2 separate regions of the Mus musculus genome follow, and region 1 is linked to region 2. Evidence: chromatin contacts called from ENCODE POLR2A ChIA-PET data. All regions are on one chromosome and are shown on one strand. The core of a region is the stretch at or near the end of the contact, and the rest is flanking DNA. Distances in the headings are between cores, read along the strand shown. Region 1 holds the start of Elk4 (ELK4, member of ETS oncogene family). Region 2 holds the start of Slc45a3 (solute carrier family 45, member 3).

Region 1 (6,827 bases), core at 2,444-4,943, 45 kb before region 2:
ACACTCCCGAGTGCGTACACACGCACACATTCAGACCATCACGGACACACAAATATCCATCTTTAAAAAAAAAAAAAAAGGAATTAAGTACTGATGCATCACAGATGAACCTTGACTACATGACAAAAGTAAAAGCCTAGCCGCAGCCACAGTCACAAAGGGCCCGTGAGTGGCTCTGGTGACAGGAAATGCTCAGATCTGACTGTCCACAGACTTTTGAGCGGGCTGTGGTAGAGGCATCCAGCAGAAGGAGGAAGAGAGAGAAAACTGGCGAAGGAAAGCAAGGACCATGAGGTTTCTTTTAGGGTGGCTGAAAACATTCTCAGCTAAGACTGTAGTGACTCCACTCTGTACCCATTACAACACACTCAACTGCATGTTCTCAACAGGTGATGTGAGACATCGATGAAGATGTCTAAGATAAACAAACCGAACGTAACCAAGTTACACAACTCGGGCATGAGAAGACTAAGCCTAACAACACACATGACTCAGAGGACAGATCAGTGAGCTGCGGCTAGGAAACTGTTTGGGTTTCTAGAATTTCTCTCAAGCGTGAAAATACCCTCCAGTCATCTTTGGTTACCACTTTTGACACTGTCTGTGGAGACACTGTGATCCAAAAGCAGAGATGGTAAAATAAAAGAGCTGCCTCCCACAGTCAGGCTGATGGTGAAACTGCAGGAAGCCCAGGCAGGCCCCTTCAGTCACCCACTCCTCTACCCAGGAGAGAACTCCTCCTCCGCCCAGCAAGAGTGCTGCCATCATTAAACACCAGAGACTGAGTGACAGCAGTCCACAAAGAGCTCCTCTTGGGCTGGTGAGATGGCTCAGTGGGTAAGAGCACCCGACTGCTCTTCCGAAGGTCCGGAGTTCAAATCCCAGCAACCACATGGTGGCTCACAACCATCCGTAACAAGATCTGACTCCCTCTTCTGGAGTGTCTGAAGACAGCTACAGTGTACTTACATATAATAAATAAATAAATCTAAAAAAAAAAAAAAAAAAAAGAGCTCCTCTTGTCCTGGGTAACCAGCTCACTAGACATCTTCCCCACAGCTTCCCTTAAGCAGAGCTAAAATAATGTTTATCGGCTCCAGTGTGTCGGGGGAGGGGCAGTCCCTGTCATTGTTCTGTTTACCAAACAGATTTTTTTTTCCCTGATGATGTCTATCCTTATGGAGAGTTACTTTTTTATTAGTAGTTTTCCAACCTTGGCAATTACATCCTAGTGCAGCCTGTTAAAACTACTCCAGTAAATAGGAGCCTAAGGGAAGAACACACTTCAGACATCACCTTCACATCAGGAATGTCTGGGAGAGCCTTAGCAGGGAGAGCCTGCCTTTACTGCAAGAGGCAGAGACAGGTAGATCTCTGTGAGTTCAAGCCAGCATGCTCCAGGGCATCCGTCTGTTACAATAAACCTGTATCTCAGCCCTTAGGAAGCAGGTAATCAAGAGATCAAGGCCATTCCAACCTCTATGAGACTATCTCCCCCCACCACCACCAAAAAAAAAAAAAAACACACCACAAAAAATTAGTTGTGCTAAGGATCAACCCATGATTCAATTTCTGTGTTATTCTTTCAAAGAACTCCTACATACACCGTTGAAACTCTTCATTTTAGCTCCTACAAGTGAACCTCAATGAGTTCCTCAACTTCGACAGAGAACATGGTGGCACACACTTTTATCCCAGGACTGAGGCAAAGGAAGTTCGATCTGAGTTCTTGGCCAGCCCAATCCATATAGTAAGTTCCAGGCCAGCTAGGGCTACATGAAATACTAGAGACCCTACCCCAGCCCCAAGTACAGGAACCAAGTAGAAGTGAAACTGTCCTATAACCCAGGCTCTCCTGAGATGAAGCAGGGAGGGCTGTGGGTATGAAGCCCGGGCTACTGACCAACAAAGAGGGAACAAGACAGACAGATTCCATATAGGTACAAAAACAGAGACACTGTCTAAGTACTAACAATTACAGCTTCAAAAGGTTTTTTAGAAGCATAATGGAGGCAGACTTAAATGGACCCAAATCATCGTTGACAGATTAAATGCTGGAAAAGGTTTAACACTCAAAGACTAATCTCTAAGCTACAATGAAACGGGGCTTTAGGAGCTGGAGAGCAGCTCGGTGGCAAAGTGCTTTGTCTTGTCTAGCATGCCTGAGAACACAGGTTAGATGACCAGCACTGCACCTAGGTAGAGAAAATTGCTTTCTCGAAGAAGTGCAATGGAAAAAGAAGAGAACAGGGGCGCCTGGAGTGCAGACCAGCTGATGAACACCTGATGCAGACCCCAGTTTTGATACATAGCACAAGAAGGAAGGAGAGGAGGCTGAAAGCAACGGTGAGAGCCACAAGAGGATATTAAATGTATACTTTTTTTTTACCTTTTTGTGCTGGTGACTGAAGAGTACATCCCCTGCCTCAAATATATAATGGTGTCCCAAAAGTTAAGACAATATTTCCCCCCCAAAAATGTAACAAACTCCACGTAAGCAGTTTCCATTTTAAAATAAAACCAAAGATCAAAGAACAAAGAGTTCCTACAAGGAAAAGTTGAATCATACTCTTTTAAAAACACCACTCCTAGCCGGAAATACAGAAGCCCCACGTTCTGTGCATGGGGGGGAAGAGAGAAGAGCTCTGACCTTAGAACGGCAGCCATTCTACTGAAAGACTCTTACTTAAATGACCTAACCTTCACATTGCAAGGGCTCGAGAAAATGCCAACCGTGTCTTCTGAGTTCACCCAACAAATTCCCCCTTATTTCCTTGCCGATGCCCGTTAAAACTCCTCCCCTCAAAGATGTTTCCAATGCTTTTCCGAGGAAAAGCTTGCCACAGCTGTACAGGAAGCGAGGAGGACTGATGAAAAGTAGAGAAAGAAAAACCTGTGGCCGGATGGACAGCGAGCTTGGGGAAGGGAAGAATGCGGCGTGAGGCCGCGCGCCCCGAGATCAAAGTGCGGGGAGACGCAGACCTCCGGCCCGTGGGCGAGCCAAGAAAGCACTTTCACTTTCCAACTTCCTGCCACTCCGGCAAGTTAAAACCGTTCCCCTCTGCCCCACCCAGGCAACAAAAAACCGCTGCCACCTTCCGCCCAAGGGACTTCTCACGACCCACCGAGGTGCGGGCAAGGCGGAGGGGGCGCTCCGGCGAGCACCTGAGCTCCACCGAGCTGCTCCCCCAAGGAGAGCGCGCCAGCGGGCCCCGCCCACCCACCAGGTCCCACCCTCCCGCCACCAAGCTCCGCCCCTCCCTCCGCCCGGTGCACTTCCTGCCGCGCCCGCAACCTCCGCCCGGCCCGCGCGGAAACCTGGCTGAGGGGCGGTGGTGCGAGACCCCGACGGGGCGTGGGCGTGCTGCTCACCAGGCAGGGCACGGGACTCCTCGGCCTTGAACGCGGTGCGAGACTCTGTCGCCCACCGCTCCTCACACTCGGACCTCAAAGACCGCGCGGCGAACAGTGGCGACCCCCGCGCCGGGGCCCGAGAAAGCGGCGGCCGAGCCGAGCCAGCCGCGTGCCCGCAGCCGCCCGCATCTCCCGCTGCCGCAGGTCTCGAGCCCCGCCCTCGCACACGCGGCCGGGACGGCGAAGTGGCTATAGTTAAGCTGCCACTCGCCGTGCGTGCGCTCGACGTTCTTCACTACGGCCGCCGTCTCCCGTCGTTCCGCGGCCTCCGCCACTCTCAAACCCCCCCCCCCCGGCACTGCCGGGGCCCTTCCTCGACGCCGAAGCAGCGCGAGCGTCACTTCCGGGGGAGGGGCCGGGCCCCAAAGCCAGTGTTTTGTTTCTGGCCCGGGGCTCCCGTACGTACCCTGTTAGTCCGTCCCGTGCACTCGCTCCGGGGACTCCTGCTCTGCCGGACATTCGTACTTCCTCGCAGGCCCAAAGTCCTGCTTAGGGCTCTCGGGGTAGCAATCTGGGCCCAGGGCTGTGGCGGCGGAGCTGACGTGTGAGGACGACGCCCACTGGTTTACATTGCGAGCTACCACCACCACTTGATCAGAATCATTGACGAATGGTCTCTCTAGAATGGGAAAAGCTTTCCCCCTTACCAACTTAGCTTGGTCCAGAGCTTTAACTTTCTTTCTTTCTTTTCTTTTTTCTTTTTCTTTCTTTTTTTTTTTTTTTTTGGTTTAGAAACAGTATTTTAACACGTAGCTCTAGCTGTTCTGAACTCATAGGAGATCCTTCTGCTTCAACTCCTGGCCCCAAGTGGTGGGATTACAGATATTTACAGATGTGCACCACCACGTCCAGTCTAAGTGACTTTACTTAAGAATCCGAAACACCCAATTCATTGCCTGTAAAGTCACTGTGAAAACCTAATTTTCAAAACTTGCAACATCCAAAGAAGGGATGCAGAAATCAACACCCAATTCCAAGGTTCACAAGTGTTCGCAGCTGAGGCAATTGAGCGTTCCATTTTGTCTCCCTGCCCCACTAAACGAATGAGTGTGTTGTTTGTTTACTTAGGCTTTTTGAGACAGTTTCTGTACTTAAAGCTCTCATGGGATTGACTGTGCCACTCAATTTGGGGTTGGACTCTCAGCAACCCTGTCTCAGTATCAACATTATGAGGATGTTAAGCGTAAGCTGGTTCTTACAAATGTGATTTGTGTTTGGAAGCAAGGTCTCATGAAGTCCGAGCTGAGGTTGACTTTGAACTCCTGATCCTGTTTCCTCCACCTCCCAAGTGATGAATTTACAGGCTTTTAACACCAAGCTCAGTTTCATATATATATAGCTATAGATATCTATATAGATATATAGATACAGATATCTATATATATAATTTTTTCTTTGATAATTTCATACATGCATACAATATATTTTAAACATAGTCCCCCTCCCTCACCTTTCTGACTCCTCCCAGATCCCCCTATGTGCCCTCTTTTTCATTGTTTCTTAACCCAGTGAGTCCAGTTAGTATTGCCCATATATGCCTGGATGTGAGACAGTCCACTAGTCCACTAGATCGTGGTCAGGGACCCACCTCTAAAGAAAACTGACTCATTCTGGCACCCATCAAAGGCCAATAGCTCTTCAGCTAGGGGCGGGGCGTCTATGCTCTGTTCACAATGGAATGTCAACTGCTTGCTCTTGTACAGATCTTTAACAGGCAACCATGGCTTCTGTAAATGCATGAGTGTAGTGGTCATGCCCAGAAGAGTCCAGTCACCCCAGACTTCTGGCTCTTAAAAATCCTTCCACCACCTCCTTCTCCTCCTCCTCAGTGTTCCCTGAACCTTGGGTGGTGGTGACATGCTATAAATATTCAACTTATGGTTGAGCACTTCACAGACATTGATTCTTTGCACTTGGACCAGATGTGACTCTGTATTATCTGGCGTCCAAGGCAAAAAGGAGCTTCTCTAGAGAGCACTGAGAGTTGCACTAATCTATTGGTGTGATAACTATTTCAGGGCAGTCTGATGCTATGTCCATTTAACACAATAATAGTAGAATTACTTATGAGCTATGAGCTCCCCAGCAGCTGGATCTTGGCCAGTTATCCTGTAGAGTAGAATTTCAGCCCAACCAGGAAACAGTTGGTTGCTTCCATAATTTTCATGGCACTATTGTACTTGCCAAGCCAGTTGTTACTGTGGCTCATGGAGTTCACATCTGGGTGTTACTTCCCCCAGGAACCTACATAGCACCTTCCAGTATTATGGAAGATAATCAACAAAAAGGAAGGGTCCTGGCCAGTACCTACCTAAGAAGGAGAAGAGTATCAGATCCCAGATCCCCTGGAGCTGGAGTTAGAAGCTGTTGTAAGCCACCCCCGTGAGTGCTGAGAACCCAGCTCAGGTCCTCTGAAGAGCAATGTGCACTCTTAACCACTGAGCCATCTTTCCAGCACTGCATAGCTATAATTCTTAAAGGAAACAAGTCACACTTGGTCTGGGAAAATAATTGAACTAGCAGCCCAAGGAGTGTAGGGCCATTAATAAATTGTGACTGCTGAACAAACCTCTGAAGAAATCAGTTGTCATCTTCTCTTTAACAGGTTGCCAGACAGGTCAGAGTTTGAGTTACTGGTTTTCCCTGATGTTTGCTAGTTGTGTTGCTTTCAATAAGCTGATTAACTTCTCTGATCTTTTTAGTTCACACATATTATCAAACGATGATAATGTATATCATCGGATTAAATGCAGGACATGATTTCTGGATGGTACAAGGTAGACACTTGGTAAATAGTGGTGTCATTTCTTTTTACCTATCACTTCTTCCCTTCCATTGACCTCCTGGTAAAATTAATTGAGCACTCTGCATAAATGCAATCCTGTTATCCGAAAGATAATCATTACTTCCTGTGTCTCCAACCCTCCCCTTAGCATAAGATAACTAAGCCTGTGAAACCACTCTGACTAAAAGCTGTCAATTTTTCAAAACTAACTTTGGAATTGAGTATGGTAGCACATGTCTGTAGTCCTAGCACTCAGGAGGCAGAGGCAGGAGTACCGCCAAATGGAGGCCAGCCTCTTCTGCCTAATGAGTTCCAGAACAGCCAGGGCCACATAGGAAGTCCCTGTTTCAAAACAACAACCAAAAGTAACTCAAAACCTAATTTGGGCAAGCTAGGCATGATGGTGCATGCCTGTAATCCCAGAGGCACAGACAGAAGAAGGACTGCGAGGCTGAGGTAACCCTGAGTTACAGAGAGCGTTCTAGGACACTCTGGGTGACACAGCAAGACTTGTCTAAACAAACCTAAAAATGAAAAAAACAAAATTTCCCAAAGGACAAAGATATTTTCATTCAGAAATAAGTGTTTATGTCTAGAGTGGCCGTACACAGTTGTAAGGTCAACTACC
Region 2 (6,455 bases), core at 431-2,930:
TGGGGGGTCGGGGGTGGGGGTGGGGATTTCACTCTCCACTCCAAAAGTGCATAAGGAAAGCTTCTCTTGGCAAAGACCCTAACTGGGGCCTGCATGTCCACAGCTGTACTATTATCTTTAGACTCAGCCAGTGAGTCAAACTTTTCTGGGCACTTTTGGTTTTAGTACAGTCTTGCTTCCAGGCCAGCCCTGGAGCTGGGGCAGGCGGGAGATAAGGGAGGAATGAGAGGATGAACTGGGTCCAACAGAAAGGCCAGAGGGTTCAGATCCTGTCCCACTTACTCCCTGGGACACAGTGTTCTGTGTGGTTCCTCAGCTTTCTGTCCAGCATCTAGCTCCTGGGCCCTTCTCTTCCCAGCTCCATATGTCAACCTGTTCCCCATGCCTTAGGCACGTGGGCCCACACCGAGGCTTCACACTCTGGGAAAGGGATTGTGCTTCACGCGTAGGAAACAGAGGCTAGAAACCTTAACAGTTTCACCCTCCTGAGAAAAGCTTCCAGAAGCCCAGCCAGTCATTCTAAGCTGCATCTACTCCGTGCCCGTCTGCAAAGCCCTAGCTGGGCTATTCAAAATTCAACCTAGCCAGCTAGGATTGGGTCTGTCACAGCTGAGCATCAAGTTCTCACCAGATACCCACCGGGCCAAACTCTTCCTACCTACAATTCATACTCCTAGGGAAAGAGGAAGCACCGAGTTCTCCGTGGCCTTGGACGAGTCAAGTGTGTGTCATGAAGGAGGGGGCTGAGTCGGAGGGCAAGGGACAGAGCAGTCACAGGGTTCCCTGTCAGGAAGCGGAGACTAAGGAAGAGCTGAGCCTGCAAAGCTCCTGGAGTTTCTCCACCGGGCGTGCTGCCGCCCGCCGAGCGCTTTCTCGCTCTGTAGAGTACTCCCCATCCCCACCTGAGCCTCGGGACACAGCAGCCACAGCCGGAGCTGCTTTTACTCTCCGCAGGTGGGTAACGGAGGCAGAGAAGGAAGGCGCAGGATCGCACACGTACACTTACACTCATTATCCCAGCCTCAACTCCACCAAAGCCTTGCTCCAATTCTAGGGTCAAGAGAGCTGGGTCCCCTTCTGTCTCCGACCAAGGCTCCCGGTTGAAGGACCTCCCAGGGCTTCCCTAAGTGTGGACCGTGCGCGCCGCGGTGACTCATCTGCCCCTTTCGGGCGCAGCCCAGACAAGGGAAGAAATAAACGCAACTTTCCAAAGAAAACTCTGCGGCGGGAGGCTGCAGCAGGGGCGGCCGGCCTTCCGTCGGCCTGGCCCGGGACTCCGCGGCTCCGATCCCGCCCTCCGCGCGCGGCCCGGGACAGCGGGCACCACAGCACAGCGCTCCGGGAGGAAGCGCACTCAGCGCGGACGCGAGCGGGCGCCCGCCCTAGGCACCCGGTCACCAGGGGCCGCGCCCTCCCCGCGAGCCTCCGCTCGCGCAGGGCCGGGACGCCACGGAGCGGCCCCATCCCGCGGGGTGCTGAAAGCCACCGCCGAGCACGGCCACCCGCGCGCACCTTTCCCGCCGGGACCAGCCCCTCCCCTACCTGGCCCGGCGTGCGGCTGTCACCTGGGGCTGGCGCGTGCGAGCTCGGACCCCTGCTTCACCAACGCGCGCCAGCGGGCGCCTTTTAAATCTCCAGGTTACTCAGTGGGGGGAGAGAGCATGCGCGCTGGGGCTGCCAGGAGGGGGGCGGGGCAAGGCGGGTCGGAGGTGGGGGGGTGCTGGGAGGGGATGGAGGGGTGGGGCCGGTCCCCAAGGGAAGAAAGCGGGAGGTGGAAAAGCAGTCTCCTTTCTGGTCGCGACCGGACGGGCAGCCCCCGCGTGGCTCCTAGACTGCCCTGTCATTACCTAGGGCCGTGCACCGCCCCCTCTGCCGCTTGCCACCAAAACATTTAGGTAAAAACTACCCAGCTCCACGGGGTACCTCCCCTCTGCTCCTCGACCATTGCCCGCGCGTGCCATTCTGGACATCCTGCTGTCCAGGCACAACTGCGACCCACCCGCACTGGACCACGCCTTCAAAGGATCGGCCACATTCTGAGAGCTACTTTTCCTTGCTCTCAGAAAGCTAACTCAGTGCCTCTTTCTGCAACTCAAAGACAAAACTCCCACTTCTTTTTTCTTCTTTTACTTGTGGTTGCGTATAAGGAAGGAGAGGTGATAAATTGCCACCAAAATGTTCCCAGTCAAAGTTTCCAAAATGCCTGGACTGGCAGGAAGCGGGTGCAGGTGGGAGCGTTGCAATCGTAGGCTGATCCCGGGGTGGGGGTGGGGACTTTATTGTGTCTCTTTCATCCATGGAATTGTCTAAGGTGGAGAGACATTCACTTAGGCGACTTGTTGACCTCAATACCACAGGCTAGACATTTCTGCAGATATTTTTGGTGCACGAGACTAAGTAATCATAAAAATATCAGAGGGAAATGTGTTGTTGATGAATATTATATATTGGGCTAAGGGTTGTTTTCATCATCTCGGTATGAATATAAACAGACATTTTCCCCTTTGTTCTTATTCTCTGAGCAAGATACATATAGCCAGAGCTTACATATATGAGCATTTACATCGTATCAAATGTGTGTGATGTCTCAGTGAGAAGAAGTCCACAAGAAGATATGTGCAAGTTTATGTACAAATACTACAGCATGCTGTCTTGAGACCCTGGGGTGGATCGGGTATCCATAGGGTCCTGGGACCATCTGCACTACAGAATCCCAGGAAATGCTTTTGACATGGAGGACCTGGATGGCCTTAGATGGGAACTGGCCACTATGGTGCTGGATTGCAGTGTTTTGTTTGTTTGTTTTTGTTTTTTTGTTTTGGTTTTTTCGAGACAGGGTTTCTCTGTATAGCCCTGGCTGTCCTGGAACTCACTCGTAGACCAGGCTGGCCTCGAACTCAGAAATCCGCCTGCCTCTGCCTCCCCAGTGCTGGGATTAAAGGCGTGTCCCACCAACGCCCCGGCCTGGATTGCAGTGTTAACCCAGTGTTAACCCTTGTGCACCGTGGGGGCAAGTCCTTCCCATCTTCTGGGTTCTGTTCGAGGCAGCTAGTCAGCTGTCCCCCCAAAGGCACCCCCAGGTAGGAGGATAAGGATAGAAGAAAAAGAGAGACGTCAAAGGGAAAGCAAGAAATGGGCTAGTGGGGAAGAGAGCATATGTACAGGGGGAAACAGAGAACAAAATGTTAAGAGTCTGCATTCCGAGTCATTACATTAAATGTGAAAACCTTCTGGGCATAGCCTCCTTGGGAGCACAAGAACATTCATCCTAACTGGGATCTTGGCTTTCCAACATTTTTAACATACTTATCTGTAACCAGTAGAGAGCCCAGGGTGGAGTTCTGGTGACTCCGAGGGAGCCAGTGTCCCCTTTGCCCCAGGAAAAAGGGGCAGGAGTCATGGGGAATGCCAGGTCAGGTGGAAAATTACAGAGCCTAGAGAGTGGACAGTGGTATTTTCCAGGCTTGTGAGAGCAGTGGGAGCAAGAGTGTTGTCCCACCTCAGAGGACTGAGTGTCCTCTTGGTTGTCCTTTTCTTGTTCCTTGCTAGAGGACTGTATGTATTCTACTGGGTGACAAGACACAGTGAAGAGGGGGGAAGGACTCCAGAGATCCAAGACCATCCCCTAGAAACCTGCCATCTGAACAACAAAAGGTACTTTCTTCCCAAGCATTTACTGCTGGGGCCTGTTCTAAAATCCCTTCCCCTTCTGCAGATACTAGTTAACCAGTATGCCAGGAACTGTTTCTAAATGCTTAGGACAATCCGGACCTTACAGAAACCAAGGTAATTTCTCAGTTTAATTCCTTTCTCCCAAGTCCCCAGTCACAGTCTCCTGCAGAAACGAGGAGTCTGTCATCTAGCTGTGATTGTAACTTCAGAGCTCAGAGGAATTCATCACACCTGTGTTCCTCCCCACCACGCTGGGGCGGGCCTGTGTGAATAACTTCTCAATTCTCCACTAAGTCAGCTATAGGAAAACCATCATGACCCCTTTCCTTCCTGTCTTCTCCCTCCCCCATTGCTCACATGTGCACACACATACTAAAACCCTACTCCCTAGCCACTTCCCATTTATAGGAAATGGGGGATGATGTGAGGAGGAAGGCCATCCTTGGGGAACTGCTAATAGTCTGGCTGGATATTGGAGAAACCAAAGATGCTGGCAAAATGCATTAGCAGCTTCTGCCCCACCCCCTCCCCATCTTCTCCCCATTATCCTTGGGCTCAGAGCGAGCAGCCTCCTTTCTAGGAAGATGAGATACCTAGCTGAGAGTGGTAGGGTTTGCTGAGAAGGCTGAGAAGCCAGGAAGGACATACAGTTCCTTTGATGTTCTTCTCTCTTCTCCCCAACTGGATAATCCAAAGACTATGGTCATTTCACTATGTCTTTGCCGCTTCTCCTGCCTGCCTTAGGGGGAGAGTGAGCAGTCTCTTGAATCAGAAGTACCTGCAACAGAGTCAAATCCATGCTCGCAAATTGGAGGAAAGAATGGACCCCTTGGGTTCTTGGGAGTTTTCTTACAACAAAATAGCCAGAGATGTGTGTTTCAGAAGCATGCAAGATAAGTTCGTCTCATTATTCTTCATAGTAGGAAAAGGCTAGGAACAAAGTATAGAATAACAAGACCCTGGTTCTACAGATTATGGCAAGTCCACACAATGAAATGTTCTGCTACCAATAACAATGATGACAGACCGGTAGTGGGTGACTGTAATCACAGCATTCCAGAGGCAAAAGCAAGAGGAGCCTGCATTTGAGCTAGCCTGGGCTACAATAGTAAGATCTTATCTCAAAACACTAAGGAGCAGAGGTATAGGTCAGTGACAGAAGATGTGTTTAGTATGGTCCTGAGTTCCATCTGAGCCAAGGGAGGAAAAACTGGATAACTGTGACTGGGAAAATGTTTGTGATGTGTTGTCAAGTGAGAAGAGGTGGTTACAAAATAGCATGCACAAGATAGAGATTTGTCATTTACTCACGTAATAGGATTGGACCTTGAAATGGAAAGGGCACTCAGAATAAGATCCTGTTTAAGCAAATAGCACCCCAGTATTAATTTCTCAGTTTTGGTCATTTACTGTGGGAAACTGGTCCAGTGGACAGGAATTCAGTGTCATCTTTGTCTAGAATTAGTTCAATGTTTTTAAAAAATGATTTTAAAGTTATATTTTCAAGGAAATGAATTTTTTTAAAAGATGTAGCCAAAAAGGTGAATACTGGGTTTTGTTTTATGTTTGTTCAGGAGACTTATTTTTTGTTGGTGGTGTTTGGGGTGTGTGTGTGTGTGTGTGTTTGACAGGGACAACAGGGACTTTTCAGTTTCTCTAAGTTGTTTTGTTCTTAAGGAGCTGGACCTGGCAGTGCATGGCTTTAATCCTAGCACTTGGGAGGCAAAGACAGGTAGATCCCTGTGAGTTCAAGGCCAGGTTCATTTACATAGCATATTCGAGGACACTTAGGGATACATAGAGAAATCCTGTCTCAAAAAGAAAAAAAAAAAAAAGATTGTGAGTGTGTGAGTGTGTGTTATGGGTGCTCTTGAATTAGTGTGTGTGTGTTCCTGTGGTGGGATACATTACAGGTATTCATCAGGAGCCCAGAGGCTGACTGTCTTTCTTACCTTACTCTTTTGAGACCAGTCTCACTGAATCTGGAGTTCATCAATTGACTGGGCTCTCTGGTCAGTGAAAGCCCCAGGAGCCTCCTGTCTCTCTGCCTACCAGCTCTGGGATTACAGTCATGTACTGCCATGCCTGGGGTTTTTGTTTTGTTTTAATGTTTATTTATTGTGTGTGAGTGTGTTGAGTTTTGATTGTTTTTTTGTTTTTTGAAACAAAAACTTACTGTATTGCTCAGGCTAGCCTTGAATTTGAGACTCTCTCTTTTCCTCCAAGCCCATCTTAATAAGCATGCATTCATTTATTTGCTTGTTTGTTTATCGTGTGTGTGTGTGTGTGTGTGTGTGTGTTTGAGCATGCACGTGCGCATGCTCTCGTTCATGTGTGTAAACTTGCAGGAGTTGGTTCTCTCCTTCCATCACGGCAGTTCTAGGGACCAACTCAGCATTAAGCATAGTATTAAATGCCTTAACCCTAAAGCCATCTTGTTGGTCCAATACATGTTATTTTTGTTTTTGTTTTTTGTTTGTTTGTTTTGTTTGTTTTGTTTTTCGAGACAGGGTTTCTCTGTATAGCCCTGGCTGTCCTGGAACTCACTTTGTAGACCAGGCTGGCCTCAAACTCAGAAATTCACCTGCCTCTGCCTCCCAAGTGCTGGGATTAAAGGCATGCGCCACCACCGCCCAGCCCAATACATGTTATTTATAAATAGCAAAAATAAAATGAAATGAAGGAAGGAGGAAGAAAAGGAGAATTGAGTAGCCAGCACTGTGGCTGCCTCTGCCACCTGTCTCCAAAGGGCTAGAGGTAGGGAGACCAGATGCCAGACAGAA

The links. ChIA-PET counts read pairs that join two places held with the same protein, here RNA polymerase II (POLR2A).
Region 1: POLR2A ChIA-PET joins it to region 2 with 20 read pairs in embryonic stem cell. The contact joins the promoter of Elk4 here to the promoter of Slc45a3 in region 2. POLR2A ChIA-PET finds 5 or more read pairs at or near these places in 3 of 5 experiments (Patski and embryonic stem cell).

Annotation. Positions count from the first base shown.
Region 1 is chr1:132,004,486-132,011,312 of GRCm38, reverse strand. Elk4 (ELK4, member of ETS oncogene family) reads right to left here and starts at 3,693. Exons shown (of 5, transcript NM_007923.3): 1 at 3,373-3,693.
Region 2 is chr1:131,958,140-131,964,594 of GRCm38, reverse strand. Slc45a3 (solute carrier family 45, member 3) reads right to left here and starts at 1,680. Exons shown (of 5, transcript NM_001177628.2): 1 at 1,543-1,680.